Linked DNA regions of Mus musculus: region 2 is linked to region 1. A link is a loop called in an ENCODE intact Hi-C map of the cell type or tissue named here. Cell type or tissue: heart. All regions are shown on one strand. Links, peaks and the distances in the headings refer to the core of each region. The heading gives the core; the rest is flanking DNA. Region 1 overlaps Mapkap1 (mitogen-activated protein kinase associated protein 1). Region 2 overlaps Mvb12b (multivesicular body subunit 12B).

The links. A loop is a pair of places that touch in the nucleus more often than their neighbours do. Peaks named below come from ENCODE experiments on the same cell type or tissue, not always from the same donor. Only the 100,000 strongest peaks of a DNase experiment are listed, where the experiment ranks them.
Region 2: a loop joins it to region 1, with 2.1 times the contacts of the local background. A loop is called at or near these places in 5 of 42 quality-filtered maps.

Annotation. Positions count from the first base shown.
Region 1 is chr2:34,514,552-34,525,376 of GRCm38, reverse strand. Mapkap1 (mitogen-activated protein kinase associated protein 1) reads right to left here. Exons shown (of 12, transcript NM_177345.4): 6 at 6,528-6,704. Among named protein-coding and RNA genes, the nearest start is that of Gm34178, 55 kb to the left of the region's middle. In heart, for the core only: a CTCF peak has its summit at 5,637 (motif pointing right); no DNase peak of the experiment used is centred there.
Region 2 is chr2:33,742,555-33,750,554 of GRCm38, reverse strand. All of the region lies in intron 9 of Mvb12b (multivesicular body subunit 12B), which reads left to right. Gm52507 (a long non-coding RNA gene) reads right to left here. Exons shown (of 4, transcript XR_003953788.1): 1 at 4,071-8,000; 2 at 2,239-2,439. Among named protein-coding and RNA genes, the nearest start is that of Gm52507, 13 kb to the right of the region's middle. In heart, for the core only: a CTCF peak has its summit at 3,950 (motif pointing left); a DNase peak (open chromatin) is centred at 3,794.

The DNA.
Region 1 (10,825 bases), core at 1,377-9,376:
CCTGACCTTTGGAAGAGCAGTCGGGTGCTCTTACCCACTGAGCCATCTCACCAGCCCTAGCTTGCAATCTTATGTTCCTTTATTATATTAAACATTGTAAGGAAAACACAAAGGAAGGTAATGTAAGTGCTCTGACTGACAGGGTCTGACCTGGGTTCTGTTTCATTAGCCTAGATGTCTGTTCCCTTGGAGCCCTTCTTCCTCACTCTGTAGCAAGGTCTGCTTTGCCACTGCCTTTTGTGAGCTCAATTCTCTCCATGAGTTCTGGATGAATGAGCACAGTGTTGGAGGTGGGTAGAAGCAGGCAGATGAGGCAGGTCCCTTTCTTATACTACCACCTGGCTTGGTCACTGCTAGCAAGGAGCACTTCTCTAGATGCTGGGCACCATTTGAGATCCAGCTCTTCATCTGGTTTTGGACATCAGACAAAAAGCATCCTGGGGCTATATTTTCAGCTAGTAGTAGTTACCTAGAAGGCATACAGTTCTGGGTTTGACATCTAGCACTATACAAATCAGGCATGTTGTGGATTAAGAGTTCAAAGTTCCTTTGGCTACTTACCAAGTTCCAGGCCAGCCTTATATAAAAAAGAACCCGTTTCAAGAAACAATCAACTTCTCCTGCTTTTCCTACCCACTTCCTCCCTCCTCCTTCCCATCTACTACTTCTTCCCACGGTTCTAGTATGTCCACCTATACTCAGAGCTTCTTCAAAAGTAGTTAAGGTAAGCGGTTGCGGTTCAGGGAACACACCCAGTCTGTCTTAAATCAATCAGAAGCAACAGGTAGTTTAGAAGTTGATCCACCCATGGGCTGGGAAGGCAAGGTGTGTTTCCTTAGCAGTTTCTAATTTTCAAATTAGTAGAGAACTCTAGTCTCCCTCAAACAGCAGCTCTATGTCTTGGGATATGTCTTTGGCTTACTGGATTTGGGGGAGACTGAGGCTTCACTTACAAGGCGTATTAGAAGGCATCCAACTCCACATTCATTTCCACAGAACATTTTTTCCAGCAGGGATCCACTTAAGTTTTTTTTTTTTTCTTCAAATAAATGAAGTCTATTTTACTACTGATAATCTCTGGTTTACTCAATAGGTTTATTTCTTTTCATTTCTGTCTGATGAGGGAAGAAAATGATAAAAATAGAATGTAAATAATTATAAAATCTAATAATTCATAATTTATGCAGAATAAAATGAAAGGAACTTAAAATTAAATCTCTCTTCCACCTAATATTAATCTGCATAGTATCATTTTCTTAGGTTCATAGGCCCCTCCTTCCAGGAGTAACTATTAAATTTATAAGCTGAGTTTTAAAAGTTAAGAATTTTATTTTAGCTGGGTGTGGTAGCACATGCCTTTAGTCCCAGCACTCAGGAGGCAGAGGCAGTCGAATTTCTGAGTTCAAGGCCAGCCTGGTCTACAAAGTGAGTTCCAGAATAGCCAGAGCTATACAGAGAAACCCTGTCTCAAGAAAAAAAGAAGATTTTTATTTTAGCTCAGTGAAAATCATAGACACATACAAGAATCATATATATGTATATGGAGACCTATATGTGGTTAGATTAAAAGAAAAATTAATGTATAAATATGTTCATATCACTCTACACACACTATATACATATATGTATATATATCTCTGTGTGTATATATATATTATCTCTGTGTATATATATATATTATCTCTGTGTATATATATATATATATATTATAAATAAGCATATGCTTAGATCATCACCAATTCTCATTCCATGGCTTTCTCACTCCACCCAGCTGGCCCTCATTGGACAGAAGTAAAAGAAAAGCAGCCTGTTAGAAAGAAGCAGCGGCTGACAAACAAACCCTAGCCATGCCTACTACCTCTGCAATGCCTATGGCAACCAATACCCTAATGGAGCATTGCTACGAAAACCACACGACACATAGCCTTCACAGGAGGTCTGGCAATGTTTGGGATAAGCTGGTGAGATGTGGGGGCTTCACATTGCAGCAGCTAGAGCTATTTAACACTAATGGAGAAGAAAGGTCAAATTCATTATGCAAACTTTGCTAAACAGAAAGATGGTGTGAGAACACAGAGCACACAAGGTACTTTACTGGAGCCGGCTGACCCCTAAAAAAGGTGCATCCTTTGGTGTTGGAATCATGGGTGCCCAGGTATCACTCAGGAGGAGGGCCCACCTTTTTTGCAGCCCAATCAGCAAAAGCAGGAACCATAGCTACCCTGGCTTATGGGATGGGAGAAGGTGACCAGAGGACCAGCTCTGCTCTGGATACAGAAGTTTCAGTTTTACAATAGAAAAGTCCTGGGCAAAACAGTAGCAACAAGTATGATGGGACAAAGCAAATAAGAATTTTCTAGTAGAGAATACTTACATTTGAAGACTACATTATAAATCAATTAAAACAATGTGCTGGTAATTAAAAATCCCATTCATTCTTTAAAAGGAAAATAATATGGCAATGACATTTCCATGAAAGTGAAAAATCAAGAGTCAAGTTGACAAGTAAAACAATTAAACTCTCACTAAACCCAACGTCAATTTATTTTTAGCAAAAAACTGGTATCAAGATTGTAAAATTTACCTCAAAGCCCTGACTCCACAGTGACACACCTCCTCCAAAAAGGCCACATCTCCCAGTAGTGCCACTCCCTGGGCCAAGCATATTCAAATCACCATACTATCGTTTACTTGTATTTAATGACATACTTTAGGTTTATAAAAATGAGAAATTTATAGCTAATACATTATAGAATTTTATAGCCAAAGTTTTATATTTGTATGTATTCAAGTAGTCCTATATTAAAAACCAATTTGGAGAAAGTAAGGCTGAACAATGAGCCTAAGTTTATGAAAATTTTGTACTTATGTTTAAGATTATTTCTGTTATCTGGAGTTAATAGGAGATAAAATAAGATAAGCAAAATTGCCAAGGTCACACGGCAAGTTGCTAGTAAGACTTGAACCCAAGTCCGCCAAGGTTCACAGCCTGTGCTTGATCTCATTGGGAGGTAAAAGTGAGCTTCCTGTACTCAAAGTGCAGTACAGTCGTGAAGGCTACGCAAGATAGGACACAGTGCTTGCCACCGGTCCCACTGGCAGCCCCAGACCTGAAGACTCACCTATAGCTTCTCCACAAAGTTCTCCACTGGGTGCTGAGGGCACAGAAACTTACTTTTCTGTCCAGCCTTCAGGGAGCTTATACAAGGTCTTGCCTTTTGCATTATCCTATCTAATGATACTGCTATTGTTTCAGTCTGGTATTCTGGCTCTTGCTGTCTATGTGTCTCTCTCCCATGATGTTTCTTAGCCATCTCCAAGGAAGTCTACTCCTACAAACTCTAATTAGAAATTCTACCATGCCTCAATGTCTGTCCACCACCTGCCCACATCCAGTGACAATTACTTCCATTAGGCCTTTTCAGGCAGTAAAATACTAACTAGGGGACAGGGAGGCAGAAAAATGTACTGAAGCAAACTTAGCAATTCAAGAACAATCTAGGGGCTGTGTAGGTGCCAGAGGTCCAGAGGATCCAGCTCTCCCTCTCTAAGGGCTGTTTTAATAAATCACAACAGGAACAGCAGCTAGCACAAAAGGTAACGCTTACCCACACCAGACATAGTTCCAAGCTTTCTATCTAATACCTACTACTGACCTGCAAGGTTGATAGCATTTATCACCATGTAACTAAGCCAGAAAAACTTATGGAATCCACCAGGATCAAACACATCAGTAAGGACAAGGTCAGGCTGGGAGCAGACTGGCTCCAAGGCCTTGATGACCTTTCCTGAATTGAGTAGTGGCTTGAAGGTCAGCCCTCAAAGAATGGGATCTCCCTGACAGGTAAGACCACACCAGTAGCCCTCCCTGACCATCACCCTTCATATGACATAGAGTCACGTGTAGGCTTGGGAACAGTGTTGTGCAGCCTTGGTTCTCACAGCTCCACATTGATCATAATAAAAACAGGGGCACGCCTTTAATCCCAGCACTCGGGAGGCAGAGGCAGTCGAATTTCTGAGTTCGAGGCCAGCCTGGTCTACAGAGTGAGTTCCAGGACAGCCAGGGCTACACAGAGAAACCCTGTCTCAAAGAAAAAAAAAAAAGGCAGTTTTCACAGTTGGCTCCTTAGTTTACTACTTACTGTCAAGCCTATTTTCCTAACACCTTCAGCTCAGGGTTTTTCCTGCTAGAGGAGACAGAGGTGGGAGGAAGAAAGGAAGGAAACAAAAAGGAGGAGCTAAGCTCTTCTCCCTTTGCTGACACAAACAAGACATGTCTCTGAAGACTCCTAACTAAAGGTCTCCCAGGCTTAGAATGTGGACCAGATAGGCAGGTGGGAGGCCACTCAGCCCAATACACACACAGAGTAAATAGTCTGCACTATTTCATCAGACACCTGAGAAAAAAGGCAGTTTCTTGATGCTTTTCTTCTAAGTTGGTACATCTTTCAGAAGGCTGCTTGAAAATGAAGTCAGAATTTGGGCTGAGGAATAAGTCAGTAGTGGAACACTCACCTCACATATTGTCCTGAGTTCAGGTCTCAGCACAAATATTAATTTGTACGCACTGACTAACAACCCTGCTTACTTAAAGGCAATGACCCTAAGAAGTACTTCAACAGGACACAGGAATCCAGAAGACTGTCGTTACTTAAGAAAATCCAAACCCAGCAGATAGCCCAGTACTCTGTGCACCTCATGTGTTCATGCTTAGGTGCTTAACACATTTATGGTTTTGGTCTTGTTGTTTTTCGTTTTTTTAACAACTGTGTTCTTATTAGGTAGTGATCTTCATGAGAAAATAAGATTTTTCTCTGCCTAGAAGATGTCTCCATCTAGATTTCTGGCACAAAGTAACTATAGATTACAGGAATTAAGAGTATTGAAACACGTAACACTATTACAGTGTTAGGCAAATATAATGTAACACACAAATGAAATTGTAATTGCTATATCCTTGGAAATGGTTACAGGAATCAGACAGCCTGAGGAGCTGTTCCATGTGTGAAATGCCTGCCGCTGGACACAGTGGTGCACATCTGGGGTGGGGGTGAGGACATGGACCAACACAGGCAGATCCTGAGAGCTCTCTGGCCAGCCTACCTAGACAAAAAATTTTAAGGGCCAGGTTTTTTGAGATATTGTCTAAGCCTAAGGTGGAAAAGCAACTGAAAAAGGTACTGGCCTCTGGTTTCACCTGTGTATGTATGCATGGGTCCATGTGAGGGTTATCTCAGTTTTATTAGGAAGGCAGAATCACTTCATAACTTTTAAATTATTTTAAAAACTATGTAATTTAAAATTATTCTAGGTGTTCTGTAAAGCTGTTGTTTTTGCACCTCAGAAATGAAAATGGGAGGGAAAATAATGCTCTTTTGTAGATCAAATCTGACTTGAGAGCAGACATGAGGCAGCCACTGGTGAGGCTGGAGAGGCTGCTCCCAGCTCACCCCTGGCACCTGAGTCTATTCCTGCTCAAGGGGAGAAAGACCTAGAATTCTCACACATCGCATGCTGCACAATCCAATCTTCCTAAGTCTCAGACAAAGGAGTCTGTCTGAAAGGGACAGGAGGAGCTCCTTCAGCGCAATCTCTCATGAGGACTACGAGAGTTTGCTGGTTTCAAACAGCAGGGGGTGCCAAAGGGATCACTATTAATCCCAGGAGATAGCCAGGAGAGGGAGATTAGAGGTGTAGGTTAGCCTCACTTAGGTTAGGCTCACCCGCAGCTGCACGGGTCCCACCTGCAGGCCTTAGCATTCCTCAATGGAAAGTGGAAGCAACAATTCAGAGCTGAATGAGCTGCTGCTGCAGATGATGCGCAGACATCTTAGCAACACCACTGTCTGCTACAAATAGTGCAGACTCCTGAGGCAGCAATACTTAGACTCATTGCTGCTCTGAATCAACAGGCTTTAAGAGCGATGGTTGGAACCCCTCTTGGGTCTTGTTAGGCAATCTATTAATAAAGGTAGATATAACATTACATATAGAGTTATTTAATGATCTGTTGATTTTCAATATAAGAGAGTCTTTTTATATTCCAATGAATTTTATTTTATGTACGTACACATACTTTTCTGAGAATGATGTTTTAAGGCTTTCCCAGATTGACAGAAGCACAGAGCAGGCAGAGTCTAATGGAAGGCAACAGAGGAAAAACAAAGAGAGTCTGAACCAGTTGGAGAGAAAAGTATTTTAAGTCACAATAGAAAAATGGCCACAATATGCATTTTCATTTAGGCTGGTGTCCTTGATTAGAAAGGGGCAAACCCAGATACTCCTTCCCAGGCTCCTAGTCACCACTGCTCACAGAGGTGACATCTGTAGACATGCTGTTCCCAGATCTATCACAGGCTGCACATGTCCTGCACATGTCCTAGGTACAGAAGCACAAAACAGCAATGCACATGTTCCCAAATTGTTCTGCAAGTAACCAGGTGAGCAGATGTTCCAGGTAACACACATAATTCCCCTGATAAACAAGGCTAGAAGGTCAGGTGACACACCAAGGAAGTACTCACATTCGAACAAAGAGCGACTCTTTGGAGGTCAGACCAGGAGAGGAGTATTTTTCAACCAGGGCCAAAGTACTGAAGCCAAACTTATGAATGGGCTCATTGGAATCCAGTGGCGGAAAATCCGTGTCGACCTCCCCATCATCCTCAGCAATATGCAGGCAGTAGGCACTGACATTGTCACTGAAAACAAAACCATAAAGGCAAGTGAGTGCTGCAGGAAGGGACATGTAACCAGACAGTATGGCCCAGCCAGCACATCAACCCTGCTGTTCTCTACCCTCAGTCCAGGATATGCTGAGCATCCCTAACACTTGTTAAAAAGACAAAAGTATCTTTTTCACACGTGTCATTTCTCTAACATTCACTGGACACTTATTAGAGATAAGACCTAGAACTAAGTCCTTGAGATGAAAAGTGAGATTTAATGTTGGCTCAAAGGAAGCTCATAATACAGAGGGGGAGTAAGCACTCCAGTACAGCACTACAGAATACACTGGCAAACAAAGGGAAAGGACTGCTGGAGAGGCCCTGATGCACACCCAGGGAAGCCTGGTAACTAAGACTAGCCGCAGACTTCCTTCCTTAAAAAGTAGCTGCTTCTTTGGGTAAGATCTGATTCCAAACACCATAGAACCTTAGCTGAATAAAAGCAAATGGCATGATTTACCCTGGTGCTCATACCTGGTCCTTGGACCACTTCTGGACACGTTCTGTTTCTCTATCATGTCCAGCCAGAAGTCTTGACCTTTTAGAATCAACAAACACCTTTCCCCTTGAGGGACAATAAAAAGGCAATTTATACATACTGATAGGACACTAACACAATTTACAAGTTAAAATTAGGGCTAGCTATAGTTGGTAGAGTGCTCATCGAGTATGTATAAAGTCCTGTGTCTAATCCTCAGCACTGCATAAATCAGATGTGGAGGATTTTAATCCCAGCACTTAGAAGGTAGAGGTAGAAGGATGACAAGTTCAAGGTTATCCTTGGCTACATAGCTAGCAGGCCTGGGATACACAAGACCTGTGACTGTGTAAATAAATGAATGCTGAAACCACTGGTGTGCTCCAGAGAGGGCTGGGAAATCACAAGCCTGCTAGCATGAAGGCAGGCAGCTTCAGAAGTATAATCTAATAGTTCAAAAGGCAGGAGAACTCTAAATTCTGCAGCTCAAATTTGGAATTTTAATTATGTGATTGATGCTTTAATTAATTAATTCCAAAGTGTATGCTAATTGTTTAATTGGTTGCTTGATCTATATAGATCATTTTTTGAATTAAATGAGTTGATTTACAAAGTTTATTGATTGGATGTGACAATGAATTATTGCACTGACTACCTGATTTGCAATTTTCCCAGTTAATTCACAATCTTTAGCTGCAACTCTGTGTACCGAGAGAGCCTAATTCAGGGAATCTACACTCAGTGTTTCTGTCAAGGCTGGGAAGTATTTATTGTATAAAACAGGTAATAGGGACAGATGAAAATTAATGGAAACATAAATCTGCTAAGTGGATTGATAACTTTACATTGTCACTTTACATTACATGTGTTTGCAATGTTGGTAAGAAAAAAGTTCCTGTCTGAGTGTGGGAACTCCTAGATTTTTACAGCAATCTGTCTATCACAAAGTGTGTGCAGAAATAGATGCTCTTTAGAGGCAAAAATGGCATGGGAGACCCAAGTTAAATTATCAGCTCCATGGCTCTTGGGCTACATGAGTTCAGAATAAGCATCAATAGTCCTATTTTCCATTTCTACATCCATAACAAGGTCCTAATGTCCTAATTCAGGATTAGATTCAGTGATGTATATAGATCCTATAGCAAGCACACAGAATCTAAAGATGAGATGACTATAGTAAGGTCAGATGGGAACCAGCTTAACGATGTACAGAGTAGCAACAGGGCAGCTCATTCTGGGCAGGTCTCTCTCTGAGTTTAATGGGGCTGCTATGCTGCAGTCTTGGGGCTGCTGTAGCTCTAGGGTTTTATAAGCAGGGCAGATGGGATAGGACAAGCAAGAGACAGCACAGATTATTTTTTGCCATGCAAATCAATCTGAGAGATGTCTGATTCCCCAATACCACAGAAGTTCAAGGTATCAAGGCAGAAAGCCCAATGCTAATATCAGAAGAATCCTGCTTTGATTGTCATGGGACACTCCTGAGTCCCCACAAAAACAAATTCAATGAATACCAGAAGCTAAGGTCTGAGAGTAAACCAAAGGGTATGGCTCACCAATCCTGAAATACAAACTAGCAAGTAACTCATTCAAAAGTATCTACACTGTGTTTACTCTGTCCATCCTAAGGAGGACTCCTCTTGTATGGCACAAGTGAGGGCATGAGCAGAGTTTAGCAGCAAACAAGGTTCTAAGCCTTCAACTAAAAATCTAAGGAGATCGTAACTAAACATTCCACTCTACTACCCGCTGGTTGGTTCCCTTGTGCCTCCACAAAGAAATCATCCTCTGACAGAAGTTACTGTTGTTTTCTCTCTTGTGGAGCTGCTTAGGATGCCTCCTGAAGAGCTCCTAAGGCACAACAATGTCACTAGCGATACACACTGGGCATTGTGTACCACACTCTGGGTAAACTGGCTTTGACACAGCCACCAAGAAAAATTTCATATCTCACAGTAGGATCAGTCAGTGTTTCTATTTTAAATACTAGGAAACTGAGGCTGACTGAGGCAAAGTGGCTTGTTTAACATTGGATGGCACATAAATTTCAGAGCTGACATTCAAACCCAGGCAACCAAGAATCCCTTGACCCCCACCAGTCCTGGGGCCAAAGCCATGCTGTCAAGATTTCTCAAGGTGATTAGTTGGTGTCTGAGAAGGAACCATGACACGTTAATTTTTGTTGTTCTTTTTAATGAGGAACTTGGAGAGATTTATGTGACCCTCCTCACATCTACAACTGGGGAAAGGAGACACAGAGAAGGAAGCCTGTGATGAGCTGGTTCATAGACATAGAGGGTGGAGAGGACTAAGGCTTTGTCACCTCTGTTCCGCAACTCATTGATCAAAGCAGAAACTGGTGGTATTTTGAAATGGGAGGGGAAAGAAAGCAGCTGTGGTCCCTGCTAAAGGCGTCTACAGATCCCACAGGCCCTCTCTTGGGGCTCCATCTGAATGGCCGACACCTGCTCTTCATGATGACTAACCAAATCTCTCTGAGCTCCACCTTGCCCGAGAATGGGTTTTTTGATTTCTGTACAATCATTTGATCTCTGTCAGAATCCAAGTACATCTACTTTCTGGCATCTGGTCACTATTTCTAACCTTCTGTGGCCGCACAGCTCCTTTTCCCTACTCATGCATCTACACTCCCAAAGAACATGCGCTCTTCATGCTTACTGAAGAGGAAAAGGGCTGGCACTTAGAAGTACTTAACAAATATTTGTTAAATGAGCAAGTACATGAATAAGTAGATGGACTCACTCTGAACAAAAGTAAGATAATATAAATGAGGTATGTGTTAACTAGAAGAGGGGTGAAGCTATCAGCTGATCTTGTAGGGAGCTCTGGGCATTATACACGCCAGAGACCGCAGCTTCAGATAAGGGAGAAAGCAGCACAAGTCAAGGTGAAAGGATATTTTTTCAGGCAGGGTCTCAAGCAACCCAGGCTGGCCTTAAACTTTCGATATAGCCAAAGCTGGGCTTAAGCTCCCACCTCTCCTTGCTTCTGCAACCAGAGTGCTGACATTGCAAGCACATGTACCACCACGCATGGATTCTTAAGTAGAGGACGGCACTTCAAGATATGAGTACCAACATCCCATTTTTTTGATGGATTAAAAACAGTATAATGATTGCAACTATATAAACAATTGAGTAGTGTTCACAAAGACTATAAACTGTACAAAGGGTCTTCAAAGGCTATGGAAACATTTGTCATGTGGAGTTTTTCTTTCTACCTTCTGTACTTTCCAAATGTCCTATTCTCCTTTTCATTTTCTTATAAGAGAGTTAGGAAAAGTCTGCAGCAAGTTACCTTCCTAACCTCCAACTTCCAGTGCTGCAGCCGCATGTGTGCCTTACTATTTCTCAGCACAGCCGCAGGTTCTAAGAGCTCACTACACGATCAAACTCTGCAATTACAAAGGAAATAATCCTATCTGCTGCACAAGGGTCTTATAAAGATTAAATTACTTTATTCATTGTAGTGTCTAGCATGAAAAAGGATTCTCATTTTGCAAGATTTCTTCAACAAGTCTTATTCTTCTGGTTACAACAAGGCACAGAAAGCAAGGAGGCAGTCAAGTCTACATTCCTGTCTGACTGGTACCTGA
Region 2 (8,000 bases), core at 1-8,000, 770 kb after region 1:
CACCCGTCCAGGTCTGCAGCTGAGGGACGCCATCGGAGTTGTCAGAGCCTTGTTGTTTCTCACTGTTAGTCGTGGTAAGGAGGCCTGCCTGCATTTGCTGCTGAGTTACACTAAAGGTGCTTTATGGAGGATGAGGGAAGGTGGAGGAGCATCATCCCTTAGAGCAAGTGTCCCCGGCTGGCATGGTGCTGCCAGGGTCAGACATTTGTTTCTCTCTTTCATTCCCTGGGGGCCTGGCTGCCTTGGTGAAGAGGCCCAGGGCCTGTTAGCTGTGTTCTGCTTGCTGTTTGTGTTACACTTGTCAAACCACGGCCCCCAAACTAAACAGAAAGAATCCTTAAGGCAAGGGATTACCTCTAAATTTTTATCTACTTATTTGTTTTATGGCAGTGGGCACCTGACACAGTGTGTGGGGTCAGAAGACAACTTGCTTAAGTCTGTCGTCTCCCTCCATCATGTGAGCTCCAGGGATAGAAGTCAGGTTTTCACACTTGGCGACAAGCCTCTTTCCCCAGTGAGCCATCTCACTGGCCCAAATAACCACCTGTGAATTTGGGGCACAGGCTAAAGACCTGAGCATCTCCTAAGATCCTGCCCCTGGCTCCGTCCCACAGTGGGGAGCAAAGTGTCCAGCCACCCTGCAAAGGAGCCTGTACTGAGAGTGAATGAACAACAGAGTCCCTGGCCCTGGCTAAACTGTCAGCAGGTGGCTCATGGGAAAACACAAAGAGCAAAAGGGGCCTGATAGGCCTATTCCCTGCTGCCTGCCTCCTGGGCACAGCTGGAGGGCAGCTAGTCAGTCTGTCCATCCAACATTAGGCTGAGTATCTTAATCATTGTTGTATTGCTATGAAGAGACACCATGACCAAGGCAACTTATAGAAGAAAGCATTCATAGAAGGCTGACTTACGTTTCTGAGGGTCAGTCCAACATCACGTGTTCAACATCACGGCAGGAAGCATGGTGGCAGGCAGGCAGGGGGGCCTGGCACTGGAGCAGTAGCTGAGCGCGCCATCTGATCCATAATCTCATGGCAGAGTAAAACCCAAGCCTACCCCCAGTGACACACCTCCTCTAACAAGGCCACGCCTCCTCATCCTTCCCAAACTCTCCACCAACTAGGGACCAAGCATTCAAATTTGCAATTTTATTCCAACCACTTCACGGAGCATGCGCTCCTAACACGCCGCCTAGCCATGGGGATTTTCTGATGCTCAGTCCAGCCCCGTCTGCCACCCACCTTCCCCAGCAGGTCTGCCATGGAGGCGCTGTCCTGTCAGCCCAAGAATGGTTAGAAATGGCCTCAGACAAATGGCTGCACCAAAAGTTCATGCCAGCTGCCAGCAAGGACACCTGCCTGGTGCAGGTGCCACCATAGTCTGAACATACACCGAGTCCCCTGGTGCTGCACAGGCAATGTACACGTTCAAGGAAGAGTGCAAGGTTCATCCCCGTAGGCAGGGAACACAAAGGAAACAGCATGCCTAACTGGCAGCATGACCAGCCAATCAGCACTCAGACTCCAAGTTCCACACGTTCCCTTGTGGATATGGTAGAGGTGACATGGTGTCATGGAGGGGACACTGCAGAATCTGCATGTCTGTGGTCAGGTACCATGTGTTGATGGTTTAGATTACATGATGCTTTTATAGGCAGGACACAGGTGTGCAGTGAACATGTCTGTGGTCAAGTACCATGTGTCGATCTAAGTGATATGGTATCATGGACAGGATGCAGGTGCCCAGTCTGCCTCTGTTAGATGCCACACCTACCTATGGTTGTTTTGTGGTTTGAGTCAGGGTCTCAGTATATAACTCTAGCTTGTCTTGAACTCACAGAGGGCTGTGCAGGCCCTGTGTGTGGAGGCCAGACAAGGATGCCGGCAGGTGGCTCCAGGGTCCTCCTCTCTCAGCTTCCCAGTTCATTCTTCTGAGCCAGGGTCTCTCTGAGCCTAAAGCTTGTTAGAAGCCAGCAGGAATCCAGTGATCATCTCATTTCTGCATCCATGCCCAGACCTCAGAGCTGGGGAGTCCCTTTGCCCCCCCCCAACCCCAGCTGGAGTGCAGGCCCCACGGGACAGTGCCCCATAGCATAGTGTCACTATTGGGCACCCTCCAGCTGGCAGAGACCTTCAAGTGCCTCTGCTCTCACATCCCCAGAGCTTCTTGGCAGTGTGGCACACCCAGCACTTATATCACAGGAAGACACCCAAGAAAGATGGCGCTTCAAGCACTTACCCTCAGGCAGCCTGATGGCAAGGAGCAGGGTCATGGAAAACGCAAAAACCACAGCATTCAGGTGCACACTGAGACGTGGGTGGTGGGAAACGAGTGAAGCCATGATTAGTGAAGTAACTCAGCCCGGATGCTGGCGCTGTCTCAGCTCTCAGCCTGGTCATACACTCCTGTCTGCTGTCTTCAGAGGCCTCAGCAGAATACCTGTCAATTGGGTCAAGGCAATAGAGTGATTTTTGCTGTCCCTCCTACCCATGGGAAGTGACCAAGGAGTCACAGCAAAGTTTTCTGGCCTGACACAGTATGTCTTCCTTCTTGTTTTCTTGCTACTGTCCCCACAAGGCCACACTGCCCACCCCACCCCCAAGCCCAGCACAAGCTGCTCCATTGAGGAGCGAGGAAAAAATGCAATTCCACAGCGGTCCATGATGAAGCATCTTCCCTCTGACTGAGTAGATGGGCATATAAATATTCCCCGTCTCCGCGGCTCTTTATTTCCCTTGTAAGCAGTTGTCCCATTTCTCCATCTGATGGATTCCCTGTCGCAGCCAGGGTGGGCGTGCCCTGGCTGTCTTGGTCCTCTGTTTCCTTCCACCTACCTATGCCGCCATGGGCCTCCATCCCAGTGCTCATGGGCCAAGATGCAGGCGTTGAAGGCTCATCCGACACAGACCCTTTAAATCAGGAGCAACAGCCCCTGGCTGAGAGAGCCAGGTGAGGGAAGCCAGTCTCTGCAGACTCGGCGTGAACAGGCTCACCCAGACACTTCACGGGGTACGTGGGGCTGTGGCTAGCTGCTCTCTCATTAGCCTACCTTGCTTCCTGATGGAACAGACAGCCTCCATTTTCAGAGGACTTAGAAGCTGAAGAAGGAGAGTCTCATTAGCAGAGGGACCATCTAATATTAATCACCCCTTAAAATTGACAAGGGAGGCAGCTCATTTAACCACTTAATTGCTACAGGTTTTTATGGGCTGCTGTTTGCAGACATATTTAATGAAGAAGTTATAAATCTAAGAGAGCTTAAAATTTTAATTTTATCCCTAAATATTATCCTTGTTCTCGAGTTTGTAGTCAGGCCTCAGGAGTGTAGTCACGTGAGATACTCTTTAAATGAACATATTTGCTAACTGGCGTGATTTCAGTTTTTAAAACATTGGTTCCAGCAATTAGGCTTTTTTTTTTCCAGTTCCCAAATGACTAGAGGAATTCGTCTTGATTATAATTGCTCTTAGCCACGCATATCTAATTTGTGTCTTTTTAAGTGTTAATTAGTAAACAGTTCGAGCTGACATCTTTATGTGTTTGTGTGTTGAAAAATGGGGCTTATTGCTTATTTAGCTTGGGGCTGATCCCGATAGCATTTACGTCACTACTCAGAGGTGAAATTAATGGAACCACATTTGGCAGCGTGAGGTTAAAAGAATTTTCAAATTCAACTTTTAGATGTCCACTTTGTTAGGGCCTCTTCAAATGCACGAGGTTAGGGTGGGCTGGGGAGCCTGGTCTGCTGGAGGAAGGCCAGGTAGGGTTGCATTCATAATGAAATGGCAGCGTCCCAACTTTATCACAGCAGAGTGCTCGGATCCAGCCCAGTGGTTCCTTCCTTTCTGCTTTTGGAAAGCATTCCTAGTGCTTAGGAATGTGAACTGATTTGATGATGGTTGAGTTGCAGCCACAGAAATATGTGGTCCCTTTGCACCATCTACTGGTCATGTCTTGAACTGCACTGGATTACATGGCTGCCTCTGCTAGGTGTTCTTCACCCTGTGTTCTTTGAACAGCTTTATTATCGGCCAGGAAGGCAAAATATTTGGAAAAGCAAATATTCCTACCTCGTGAACCAAGTGTGATTGATCCAGTAGACTGCTATAAGCTCCTGTATATTCTTCCAAGGTCCCAGCTGCCATCTAAATTTTTACAGAGATCACACTGGCTTGAGACCATTCCTATGCAAAACAAAGAAACTCCAAAAGACAGTGCATGGTGAGGCAGGGGTGTGGCAGTCAGCAGACCGCCAGTTTATCCTGTGCCTCGCTGTACCGTCAGCACACGTGCAGTGGCTGCAGCTACAAAGAAACTTTTAAATTTGTTAAAGAACTTAGTAGGTGGCTTGGATGGGATTTTTTTTTAAGATTTATTTATTATTATATCTAAGTACCCTGTAGTTGTCTTCAGACACACCAGAAGAGGGTGTCAGATCTCATTACAGATGGTTGTGAACCACCATGTGGTTGCTGGGATTTGAACTCAGGACCTTTGGAAGAGCAGTCGGTGCTGTTAACCACTGAGCCATCTCTCCAGCCCTTGGATGGCATTTCTAAAGGCCTAAAAGATGCCTTCCAAAGTGTGAGGGCGGTTGGTTCACTGCCACATTCTGCTAACCACAGGCATGCACCCACGAGTCATGCCGCAGACCAGCGTTAATCCTCCTCTCCCACTGAAGAGGACCTCTCTGGTATGGCACCATTTGAAGCAGACTCAGGACTCCTCCCAGTTGGAGATCATTGTGGGGATTGGGGGTCTTCCTTGATTTTCTCTGTGCCTCACTTTGTGAGGCAGCATCTTGCACTGAGCCTGGAACTCACTGACTGAGCTAGGCTAGGCTTTGCCAGTGTGCTCCAGGATCTCTCGCCCACCACTGGGCTTACCCACCACTGGGCTCACACTGGCCTTTCCATGGGCGCTTGTGATCTGAACCCGGCTACTCATGCTTGCATGGCGGACACTTTTCCAACAGAGCTATCTCCTCCTGTCCAGGCATCAACTTTTCAATACTTGGTGTTTTCCCGACAGACCCATGCACACGCATGAAAATACAAACTCAGAAACATGTGAAGTACAGAGTGAATCTCCCCTGCTGCCCACCTCAGACACGCACATCTAACCAGTGTTACACCAGCAAGCTGCCTACTTCAGACACACACATCTAACCAGTGTTACACCAGCAAGCTGCCTACCTCAGACATGCACATCTAACCAGTTTACACCAGCAAGCTGCCCACCTCAGACACGCACATCTAACCAGTGTTACACCAGCAAGCTGCCCACCTCAGACACGCACATCTAACCAGTGTTAGTTACACCAGCAAGCTTCCCACCTCAGACATGCACATCTAACCAGTGTTATACCAGCAAGCTACCCACCTCAGACACACACATCTAATCAGTGTTACACCAGCAAGCTGCCTACCGCAGTCATAGCTCTGAAACCTGCTCCCCACTCCTGCACACTCTAAGTCCTTCCTCCTAATGCCCTCCCTTCATCAAAGAGGCTTTTTTTTTTTTTTTTGCTGCTAGCAGATGGAGACTGTATCAGAAGCCACAACTGGCCAAAATGCAGTCTGCAGCCCATTCCTTCTGCTGGCCGAATTCCCTGCCTTTAAAAAAACAAAACACTTTTTCAAGAGTTTTATATACTGTATTTCTATCACTACACTTCCACTCCCTTTCAACTTCATGACCTCTTCAATTACACACACACACACACACCTGAGTCCATCGAGAATTGCTGGTTTGGCTTGTGTTTAGGGATGACCACACGGATTGGCTGACCACATAGGATTATAACCCACCAGGGGCTCGACTTATAGAAGTCTGGCACTCCATCTCTCAGCAATCACTAGTCACTGATAGCTCTTCCTCTAGTGTTGGAACCGTGTGAGGTTTTCCCTGTCAGCTAGTGGCATCACTGGGCAGGTCTTGTCCAAGCAGCCACATTGTTGAGATTTAACAGGTACAACTATCTTGTAGCTGGCATCCAGGCTCTCTGCCTTTGACAGGCTCCCCCCTCCAAACCTCCCCATGCCGTCTGCAGTGTTCCTCGAATCTTTAGGGTACAGTTTCTATATGTTTATCAGCTGGGCCTGGGCACCCCACAGTCAGACGGCCTCTGCATTTTGGCCAGTTGTGGCTTCCGTAACGGTCTTGTCTTCTGTGAAAAGAAGCTTTGTGGATGAAGAGTGAGAGCCACGCTTCTCTGTGGGCCTGAGGGGAAGGATTTAGAACGCTGTTGGAAATTATTGTCACTGGCAACAGTTCGTTCCTTTCTAGGGCCCATGGCCTCACCAACCACAGGCATGAGTTTCCTCATACTGAGCAGGCCTTAAGTGACGAGGAGGTTTGGTCACCTCTAAGGTGCAGGTGCCACTGCTGCCCACGGGTGCATCTTGCCATGCTGTCCCCAGTGGTGCTTCCCAGGCCTCACGGCTGAGTGGGACTTTGACTGCTTCTCCCTGGCAGCGCACACTGGCAGCCCATGTTAGCACTTCTGTCTGAGGGCTGATCCTCAGAGAGAGGCTTCCACTCAGCTCTCGCTGGACTCCTCCAAGTCTTCCAGCAACAGCAGTAAGCTGTGTAGCAGTCCCCTCTGACCAACAGCTCAGTGAGTCCGCATGCTTGGCACTGGGGGGGGGGGTTAGTCTGTGGCTTTGTGGGGTGTACCCTCACTCCACATGCCATGCCCTTGATGTATGTACTTAGCCAGTCACCTGCTGAGTGAATTTGGGCTCATCCCCAGTGACCCTCTCTCAGTGTGTGTGACTTGATTTGCTGTGTGTGTGGCTTTGCTCCCCTGGGTATGGCTTTCTTTAGAAGGGGAAATACTAGTTTGCTTTCCGAGTGGAGATGAGCCCACTTAAGCCCCAACCAAAGGAGCACAGGCTAGCTTTCTCTACATTCCAGCCCAGCCCAGAGGCGCTCCACGGTCCCCACACTGGTCTGTTGTCACCCCTGGCTGTCCGCTGCTTGCTGGCTTGGTGCTCGTGGCGTGGTGGTTTCCCTCCCTTTCCTTCATCTTCCCCCTCCGTGGGGTGCATGGCGTGCACTCACCCATGCAGATGTCTGTGCAGAGTCCAGGGGTGAGCATCAAGGGTCCTTCCTCTCTGTCACTGTCCTCCTAACGTTTGAGATAAGGTCTCTCACTGAACCCGGAGCTGCTGTTCTCTAGTGCAGCTGGCCTGTGAGACCCAGGGACACTCCTGTTGCTGCTGCACAGCGTGGGCGTCACAGGAGCACAGTGGCAAGCCTGGCTGTGTGAGTTCTGTGAAACTCGGCTTTTCATATGCACACAGCAAACACTACCTTCTAAGCCAGTGGTTCTGAGCCTTCCCAATGCTGCAATCCTTTAATACAGTTAGTTCCTCAAGTTGTGGTGACCCTCTACCATAAAATATGTTGTCACTACTTCATAACTGTGCTTTGATCCTGTTATGAATGACAGTGTAAACATCTGATTCGCAGGATGTCTTATATACACCTCCTGTGAGAAGACTGCGCTTCAAAGGGGTCGCGACCCACAGGTTGAGAATCACTTCTCTAAGGCATTTTTTTTTTTTATTGTCCCCAGCCTCTTTTTATTTGCTTTTGAGTAATACTTTTATTAATTCTTTGAAAATTTCATACAATGTGTTTTAAATATATTCAACCTCCAACTCCTCCCATTTCCACCCTCCCACCCAACTTTGAGATTTCTGACTTTTGTTTTTTGGTTTGTTTGGCTTTCCATTGAGTCGTTTGTGCTGCCCAGCTAGCCTTCGGTGACAGTCATCTGCCTGTGTGTGGCCATCCCACAAGAGGTCACATTGACAAAGACTCCTTCCAGCACCTAGAAAATACCAATATTTTTTCATCTAGGAGTGGGATTTCGTGTCCACCTTAAGCCCTGCTGCAAGGATTCTGGCTGGCTGGAGCGTGCACTGGCCTTGGCACGCCCGCACAGTTGTGAGCTCATGTCCTCTGTGCTGGTGCCTGGGAAACACCGTTTT